2 separate regions of the Mus musculus genome follow, and region 1 is linked to region 2. Evidence: chromatin contacts called from ENCODE Hi-C or POLR2A ChIA-PET data. All regions are on one chromosome and are shown on one strand. The core of a region is the stretch at or near the end of the contact, and the rest is flanking DNA. Distances in the headings are between cores, read along the strand shown.

Region 1 (4,641 bases), core at 1,282-3,781, 61 kb before region 2:
ATGGCACTGTGGTGTTCTGCCAGACATTACTGTCAGCTTATATGATCAACTGTTTGTTCAGAAAGAAAAAAAAAAGTGTAAACTTAGATCTTGTATATATCTTGTTTAGGACACAGACACTGGGCCTGACTGGAATCGAGGTAGGGTCCTATGTAATACTGCACAGGGTTGTGAACACAGATCCATGCGAGGGCCTCCTCAGAGTGGATCTTCATGGCTGGGGCTCATTCCTAGATTCATTTGTTAACTTTTTTTTTTTTTAATTGAGACAAGGTGTCAGGTAGGCTGTGCTTGCCACAAACTCAATATGTCACTTAGGATACCCTTGGACTCCTGATGTTCCTGCTACCGTGTCCTAAGTGCTGGGTTACAGATGTGCACCATACCCAGTTAACCTCTTCTCTAAGGATCATGTCCATCCAAATTTAATTTTGTTTTTATTTTATGAGTGTTTTGTCTTCAGGTACGGTCAGATCCCCTGGAACTGGAGTTACCGAGGGTTATAAGCTGCCACGTGTGTGCTAAGAATCAGACCTGGGGTCCCCAGAAGAACAGCCAGTGCTCTTGCTCTTCACCACTGAGCTAGCTCTTCAGCTATCTTTTTTTTTTGAAATCAGTTTTACTCTATAGCTCTGGCTAGCCTAGAACTTGCTACGTAGACCAGGCTGGCCTTGAAATACAAATTCTATCTGTCTCTGCTTCTCCAGCATTGAGATTAAAGGTGTGTACCACCATGCCTGTCTTCCCCACATAAAAATTTTTAAAAAGTACCCTCGGAATGTACCCTTCCTCATAGCAAAGGCGTTCTGGACACCTTGTTTCTGCTCCTTTTCGATGACATAGGCAAACTGAATTGATCGTTAGGTTTAGGAAAGCTTTCAAGTGAACTGGAAAGTTCTCTCACAGAAAAGACCTGCCAGAGCTCCTGTACCCACCTTGCTCCTGAAATGCTTGTGACGTAACCTTCACATTGAGCTCCTGGATCCTGTGCAAGCAAAGTAGAAGCAGTTTTAATTAGATTATCAGTATTTAAGAAGGGTTGAGAAAATCTAGGTTTCAGTTTCTTGGTAAACTGTGAGCAGTGAGGTACGACACACAGGAAAATAGTTGATTTGCATAGCATGTGGGGACTACTGAAGCCCAGCTGCACGCTTGGTGTCGTCTCATGAGGGAAGTGTACGGAGGATTCTCAGGGCCAGGGTGGTGAGATAAAAACAGACGTAGCACCCAAGGCCTTCAGGACCACCTCTCATCTGTCTCCTGTCAAAATGGTCACTGAAAACTGCCAGGATCTGACCTGGTTTCTGTGCATGGTTAGGTGTGGTAGCCGAAGCACTGGAGTACCCCAGGAGAAGAACTCTGTGGTCTGTGGACACAGAGCTGTCCTGAATTGTGGTTACTGTGGGAGTCTTGCCACAGACAACACATGGGTGAGAAGGGCAGGTGTAGAGGATGCAGGTGGTAGTCTGTTGGTGACAGCAGGGCCTCTGGCCAGTTGCAACCTAATTTTATGAACCCATAAAATTATTATTATTATTTAGGGCTCTTGCAGGTACTTTAGAGAATGGACTAAAAAGAGAATTGTCTCTGGTTTTGGTGAGAAAGGGTTGTTGAGTAGAAATAATCACTATTCACAACACAATGGAATCCATGTGTTGTACTACAGCCAGAAGGAGGGTCTATATCAGAGAGAGGACAAACTGTGTGCACAGTGAGCCACAGGGATCCAGGTGTATGGGTATCAAGAAGACTGAAAAAGTAATATATATATATATATATATATATATATATTTGGTTTTTCCAAGACAGGGTTTCTCTGTGTAGCCCTGGCTGTCCTGGAACTCACTTTGTAGACCAGGCTGGCCTCGAACTCAGAAATCTGCCTGCCTCTGCCTCCCGAGTGCTGGAATTAAAGGCATGCACCACTACACCCGGCATAATTTATATTTTTTAAATTTAGTTTTGAATGTGTTAGTGTTTTGCCTGAGTGTGTTTATGTGTACCACATGAGAGCCTCGTGTACCTGGAGGCTAGAAAGAGCATTGTGGCCTCTGGAACTGGAGTGACAGAGGACTGTGAGTCAACATGTGATTGCTGGGAAATCAAACCCAGGTCCTCTACAAAAGCAGCAAGTGCTCTCAACCACCGAGCCATCTCTCCAGTCTCAACAATAGTTTTCAAGTTGGGACTTTAAAGTTTTAAAGGTCAGCTTTAAGAGAGACAGGATTAGTGATCCTGACAGAATGCTGATGTTTCAAGCACAGCATTCATGATTCTCAGCACCGGTTGGTCTCCCAGTCTCTGCCCACGCAGGTGATGGGCTCTCTCTCCGTTGAGGCTTCTTCTTTACTGATCAGTGTATGTCCTACTTCCCAGTTCTTGGCTTTGAGAGCAAGGGTCATTTCTACACAGCACATCCTACACAAGAGAGGACTGACTTGGGGATCTTGTTTCTTCTCGACTTCTTACCTCAAGCCTTGTAACCTGATTTCCTGTGCCCTGGGTTGTTCACAGGGGGTTGGCCTCTTGCCAGAATTGGGAACTCTCTGAATTGAGACTGTATGGGTTTTGCCAGGATCTTAGCTAATTCGGGATTACTCCATACTCCTCTTTCGATAAGCTTTGAGGAGTGACAGGGCCATCCAAGGTGACTTCCCAGTAGTGATGATTTTGCATCGGAGCCCTGGCAGGATGAGCCCCTTCTATGGCTGCTTTTCAGGACCAGAGTGGAATTCCTGCTACCATCACTGGGAGCAGCTCTTGCTGGAGCTGTTTCTCATTGGCTTAAGACTTTTCTTTCTTCCCACGAGAGGGAAGAAATGGACCTTAGAACGTTGATTTGGGAGTGAGCGGGTGGAGATGGGGTCTTCATGGCTTGCCTTTGCTCTCTTCAGAGAGCAAAGTGTATGCAGTGTTCTGGACAAGACAGGGAGAATGGCACTTGGAAGAGAGCTGCTTTTTAAATTTTTGGGCATCTCGAGCAGGCTGTGGGGCCTAGGGTCACATACAGGCTGTAGCCTAGCAGTCACGGAGATCGAGTTTGCTTTCCTTCTCCATCCCCAGCAGGAGTGCGGGCTCTCTTGGGCATATTTAACATATAGAGAGCCACTTCTCTTTGTTCTTCTGTGATCTGGATGACTTTGATTGTTTTCACATTTAGTTACACACTTAATGACTCGGCTTGAAAAGAACACACTTATGGAACTGAGGGCTGCCTTAGAGGCATATGCTTGCCATAGTTATATCCTAGGTGATGTTAGCATGTTGGGGACTAGGTACAAGTACACATAAGTGCAAAGAAGCCTGGTGGGAGGGTTAGCAGCTAAGAGCTTTTCAATAGGAACTGATGTCCTGGTCATCAAAGGATACCTCAGTAAATCTGTTGGTTCCTAGACAGATTGGAAATCTTTGTCTTGCATACCTGTTTATCATGGGCTGGCTATAGGATGGTGGTGCCTTAACCGCGATGAACCCTTTTAATGGCCTCTGTCAAATCAACTGATTTACGCAGTTTGCTCATTCTGATATTTTAAGCATAGAGAAAGTAGGTGTCAGTTTTGATGAGAGCTTGAGTCAGATTTTGGTCAATTTTAGTTGCATTGAACCTGTCACTGATTTCACTCCTAAAATTAAAAGTTTTCTGCTTTATGTTATTCTGTAAAAAAGTTAAGGATCTTTCCTTTAGAGCAGTGGTTCTCAACCTGTGGGTCACAACCCTTTTGTGATTTGACCAATCCTTTCATGGAATTATTCCATTCATCTTTTTTGTTCATCAGAAAACACAGATATTTATATTACAGTTCATAACAGTAGCAAAATTACAGTTATGAAGTAGCAACAAGAATAATTTCTTTTAAAAGATTTATTTATTTATGATATATAAGTGCACAGTAGCTGTCTTCAGACACACCAGAAGAGGGCATCAGCTCTCATTACAGATGGTTGTGAGCCACTATGTGGTTGCTGGGATTTGAACTCAGAAAGTCTGGAAAAACAGTCAGTGCTCTAACTGCTGAGCCATCTCTTAAGCTCCACGAGAACAATTTTATGTTTGGGGGCTACCACAACACAAGTTGAGACCTGCTCTAGAGGAAACACTGCAGGCTGAATGGGCAGTTAGTCTGGCTTGTGCTGACAGACGCCCTGTGTGGGTTTGCAGGCACTGCGCTCTCCTTTCTGAATGTTGCATGTGTCAGAGGAGACCCTTTGGTTAGACAGAGTTTTGTCTTCTCTGTTCGAAGCACCCATGACCAGTATGATACTTAGCTCTCTGGTATAAACCAGATGGTTGCCTTTCTGTCTCAAGGGTACAGAACCAGATTAGAGGTCACTTAGAGGTAGGGCATCCCTGACCAGCACGCTCAGAGGCTGGAGAACCTGAGCTGAAGGTCCTTGCTGACAGATCTCTGCCTGTGCCCCTGACCAGGCTACCTGCCACACCCAGGTCCCAAGATGAAAGTCCTTCAGAGTGGGCTTCCAAAGGAAAGCTCTTGCCTGAACCTGTCTGTACTTCATCCCCAGCCACGGCCTGGTTGTCTGTCTAATTATTGTTGCTTAGTTTCAGTTGCAATAATAGAGGCCTGGAGGAGGTGGAGAAACATTTAGAAATATTCAAGAAGTGAATCCCACATCCTTTCAAAC
Region 2 (4,860 bases), core at 2,235-4,734:
CCTTGGGGAGAGGTGAGGCCCTTAGAGCTGGGTCAGAGCCAGTGGAAGAAGTAAGCTCCCTGCTGCCTAAGTCCATGGGGTGGGTGACTGTGGTACCAGGGCAGCCAGAGCCACAATGGCGCTGAGTGGAGGGATTACCTTACTTGTCCAGGGGCGTAGAGGTGCCTTGCTTGTTTAGTTAGCAAACAGAGCCAGGCCAACAGCCTCGTGACTGTGCATGGCCAGGCTGAGAGGTCTGATGGGCTGGGACTCTGGGGATGCCATCTGCTTGGGCTCAGGATGGGTCTTGGTCAGTGTCAGGGTCCGACGTGTGCTCCTCACTCTTGTCTGTCTCCTGTAGGGATGAGTTCAGCATCCAGGTCCTGCATGCGTTTGTGGAACTGCACGAGTTCACCGACCTGAACCTCGTCCAGGCCTTGCGGTGGGTGTCGTCAACCGGGCACCGTAGGGCAGGGTGGTTGTGACTGTCCTGAAGTAGTTTTCAGGAAGGCCATGTACATGCCTGCGTGGAATAGCATTCACTAGGACTGCTTCTTGGTCTTGGGAGTGGACAGACTGATCTGTCCTTAAATACTGAAATTATTTCTACTCTTCACAATAGAAAACCCTTTCATTTCTTACCCTAAACTAGGTAGCTGTGTATTTCGTTAAAGAAAAGAAAAGGAAAGGAAAAAATCAACTATCATTTTTCCCCTTGGAGACAGGGTTTTTCTTTGTAGCTTTGGCTGTCCAGGAACTCTATACACCAGGCTGGCCACAAACTCAAGATATCCTCCTGCTTCTGCTTCCCAAGTGCACCACCACCACATGGCTCAACTTCAGCTTTTTTGTTTGTTTATTTTGTTTTGTATTCCAGACAGGGTTTCTCTGTGTATCCCTGGCTGTCCTGGAACTCACTTTGTAGACCAGGCTGGCCTCGAACTCAGAAATCCGCCTGTCTCGGCCTCCCAAGTGCTGGGATTAAAGGCATGTACCACCACTGGCTTCAGCTTCAGCTTTTAAACCAAGCTTGTTTTGTGCCCTTTAAAGCCATTTTTTTTCTGCCGTGGATATAAATCCTAAGATTTTTTTTTTTTTGAACTCTGATTTTTTAATGATGCAGTGTTGCAGAACTAACCTTGTGGCTGTGGTCCCATATGATTTACAGGGTTCCATAGTGACTGCCCTGAATGAATTCTTCCTTTAGAGTTCATTTTAAATGATTAAGATCTGTATTTCACTTTTGTGTGTTGCTCTAAAGTGGGGCTGTTCTTCTTGGCTTCTCAGTTCATTTAAGGCCACAGTGGTTACATTTGCTTCTGTTCAGTTTCTGAAGCCCCCACTTCCTTCCCCATGTGTTATTAACTGCCACACTAGCAGCAAAACTGGTCAAAACAATGCTCCTGTCTTCACCCTCAGGCAGTTCCTGTGGAGCTTCCGGCTCCCTGGAGAGGCCCAGAAGATTGACCGGATGATGGAGGCCTTTGCCCAGCGGTACTGTCAGTGCAATACTGGGGTGTTCCAGTCTACAGGTGAGGGAGGGAGCCTCTGTGTGAGTCGGGGAGGGAGAGCTAGGACAAGAGGCTGAGTCCATTCCAAGAACAGTTACTTACTGGTGTGTACAACCTGGAAAGACTGAACGTATCCAGAAGACCAGCACTACACCTGGTGTGCTTAGTGGAGGAGTGCTTGCCTCATGTGTGTGCAGCACTGGGTTCAGAATTACAAAGCATATAACTATTAAAGATGTCTTAACACTGGGCAGTGGTAGCCTTTGATCCCAGCACTCAAGAGGCAGATCTCTGAGTTTGTGGCTAGCCTGGTCTTCAGGACAAGTACCAGGACAGCTAGGGCTACACAGAGAAACTCTGTCTCAAAAGCAAATTTATGAATATAGCTAGCTAGGCTACTTAAGCAAGACCTTGCCTTAAAAAGAAAGAAATATTATGTTCTTATGAAGATATTGGCATGGGAAAATGATAAGATTAACAAAAAAGCATATATATGTGTGTGTAATGTATATACCTATCCCCTGTGTATGTATCTATCTCATACATATGCTCGGGTGATAGTGCATTATAGTGTCTGTAAAGTGATTTTATAGGCACATTTATACAGAAGAAATAAAGCAGACCAAATTATTACTAAATAGAATTGCAGTTAATTTTTTCTTTTTGATACATTGTATTGGTCTGAGATTTTGTTGTATAGCCCTAGCTGGCCTTTTATAGACCAGGCTGTACTGGAACTCACAGAAATATGCCTTTTGAGTATGGAGGCTAACGTCATGCTCCACTACTCCCAGCCGTTTTATTGTTTTCCTGTTCTTTTATATCTGAAAAATAGAATGAGTGTCTTTAGTGAGGTCATGTGCCTTGCCCCTTCCAGGAACATAAGCCTGGGAACATATGTACACTTGGCTCATCTGCTCTTCCTGCCAGTGTCTCCTGTCCTGGGTAGCTGTCTCCTCTGCTCTCACAGCCTGGTCTCCTCTTTCTAGACACCTGCTATGTCCTGTCCTTCGCAATCATAATGCTGAACACCAGCCTACACAACCCCAATGTCAAAGACAAGCCTACGGTGGAGAGATTCATCGCCATGAACCGAGGCATCAACGACGGAGGAGACCTGCCGGAGGAGCTGCTCCGGGTGAGCAGGGCCAGAGCCACTTCATGTCAGCTGGCAAAGCATGCACTCGAACGGGATCCGGATCATAGGAGAGGAGACAGAAGGATAACTTGCTGAGTGCCTGATCACTTAATTCATTTAAATATGTGAATTTCACAAAGGCCAGCTGAGAATCAGGATGGGAGGTGGCTTCTAAATCTGAAACTGAAAATTAAAGGCTCAAGTAGGCTCCAGGCTGAGAGGCCTGAGTAGGCTCCAGGCAGCTATTTCTTTTTTCCTTAATTATCCACCAGGCATCTTATTTTTGTCCCTGTGAGCTGCTAGAAAGCAGAGAATGGCCATGTTCTTTTCTAGTCTCTGTGCCTTACAGAGACTACCTGTGGACTGAGTAGAGAGGAAGGGAGGAAGGACAGGCACTTCTCGAATCAGACATGCAGTGTGGTCTTTTATCCAGAATCTCTATGAGAGCATCAAAAACGAGCCCTTTAAAATCCCCGAAGATGATGGGAATGACCTCACACACACTTTCTTCAATCCAGACCGAGAGGGCTGGCTGCTCAAGCTCGGTAAGTCCCTCCCCCAGCTGGGCCTGCAACAGAGCCTAGGAGGAAAGGCTATGTGCACACAGGGCTGGGGGGTGGGGAAGCGGGCAGGTCACAGCAGTCCACCTCCATACCATTCTGGAGCTGTTGACAAGCAGTCACCACAGAACAGACTCCTGGACACAGACTCTGCCCTTACAAACATTGTCCTTATGTATCTGGGCACTGTGTGACCAGTCCCAAGTAGGCAGCCATACTCCCTGAGGCACTTTCCAGGGACCTGGACCCTTGGGTGGGTAAGCAGCCATATCCATCTCTCTATTCCCATTCCAGATTTACCCTGGCACTCCTGCCCACCCAGTGCATCATCACTTCCCTCTGCATCTGGCTCCCACAGGCAGTGTGCATGGCAAACCTAGAGCCCTTGGCTGCAGCACAATCCACAGCACTCTTCCTCATGCTCTGGCCCCTCGCAGTCCCAATCAACCACCAACCAGTCACAGTAATGATTGTGTCATTCAAAGAGCTGCAGTGCGCTTCTCTTCCCTCTGCCAGAAGTGAGCCTGTATTGTTAAGATTTATGGTCATGCCTTGCTAGGAAGGTGACAAAGTAGCCAAATAGCAATCAGTGGGTTCTCATGCACGCACATGTCCACCTCTGTCTGCTTTATTAATCGTCAGACATAGACAGGTCACTGAGCTCTCTGCACATGAAAGTGTGGAGGCTTTTTGACCACTAGAGAGCGTGTTCCAGTACCCTTCTGCCTTGGCCTTCCCGTATCAGGAGGGCAGATGTTGTAAGAGACCCGCTCCTCTTCCATTTGGTTACTCGACCTGTGATAAGTAGTCCTCCCACTCTTGGCCATGACTGACAGCATCCAGTAGAGCTACTGACACACCCTCTGTTGCTAACTCATCCAGATAGCAGAGGATTGACATTTCCTTTAAAAGGCCCAAAACTGTGTTGTTACATGACAGTTCTCTTTAAGACCGCTTCAACGATTACAGAGCCTTGCAGTGTCTGGACGTGGCCGGTAGCAGAAGGTCTGAAGCAAAGGCTCTGAAATGGTTACCCCACAGGCAGCCTTCTGCTCCACAGTATTCTTCCCTGACCAATAAAGAGGAATGTGCTGGAAAGTTTAAAAGTGTCCGAGTTTAGGTTTACTTCCCCCTCCAGGGAAGTTTGTCTCCCTGCGAGTGCTAAGTGTTAGCTTTGACAGCTGAGATACTAAAATTAGAGCAGAGATTATCTTGGTTCTTGTACCAGGATGGCATGTAAATTCATGAGATATCCTATATTTTTAAAACTCAAGAATTTCAGCTGAGTGAAATGATGCACACCTGTAGTCCCAGACACACAGGGGACAGAGCAGGAGAATCCCTGGGGCCCAAGAAACTGAGGTGCCAGCTTTTGCTGGTAGAGCAAGACCCCAAAGAATAAAAGTTTAACAGTGTGGGACTCATTCATCGTGAGGTCGTGGCTTCATGTTTCTAACCTCTCGATAAGGTGTTTCCATGTGACACACTGAGACTCAGCCGTGTGTCTGTGTGCTGTACAGGGCAGGACTTCGTGCCATCTGTAGTTGTCTGTATATGTCCCTGTATGCACAGAACCATAAGCATGTGTATTCTTGTGTACACACATATGTACATGTATATCCATGGGTGTACATGTGTGCATCCTTGCACACATTTTGAAAAGTGTTGAGTA

Evidence for each region. Hi-C counts contacts between places; a loop is a spot of excess contacts on that map. ChIA-PET counts read pairs that join two places held with the same protein, here RNA polymerase II (POLR2A).
Region 1: a loop to region 2 is called in a map of v-Abl transformed pro-B cells, with 2.5 times the contacts of the local background. The contact joins two enhancer-like sites. A Hi-C loop is called at or near these places in 1 of 37 maps with a recorded cell type or tissue (v-Abl transformed pro-B cells). POLR2A ChIA-PET finds 5 or more read pairs at or near these places in 1 of 5 experiments (Patski).

What each region holds. Positions count from the first base shown.
Region 1 is chr11:118,240,599-118,245,239 of GRCm38, reverse strand. The region is part of intron 1 of Cyth1 (cytohesin 1); the gene reads left to right. Among named protein-coding and RNA genes, the nearest start is that of Cyth1, 5.6 kb to the left of the region's middle. RefSeq lists an enhancer at 4,055-4,641. Within about 2 kb of position 2,531, at least 1 of the 3 ENCODE cell types and tissues checked has a DNase peak (open chromatin) inside an H3K27ac peak, as active enhancers do.
Region 2 is chr11:118,180,533-118,185,392 of GRCm38, reverse strand. Cyth1 (cytohesin 1) reads left to right here. Exons shown (of 14, transcript NM_011180.4): 5 at 1-12; 6 at 341-421; 7 at 1,399-1,511; 8 at 2,480-2,628; 9 at 3,062-3,173. Among named protein-coding and RNA genes, the nearest start is that of Gm38514, 45 kb to the right of the region's middle. Within about 2 kb of position 3,484, at least 1 of the 3 ENCODE cell types and tissues checked has a DNase peak (open chromatin) inside an H3K27ac peak, as active enhancers do.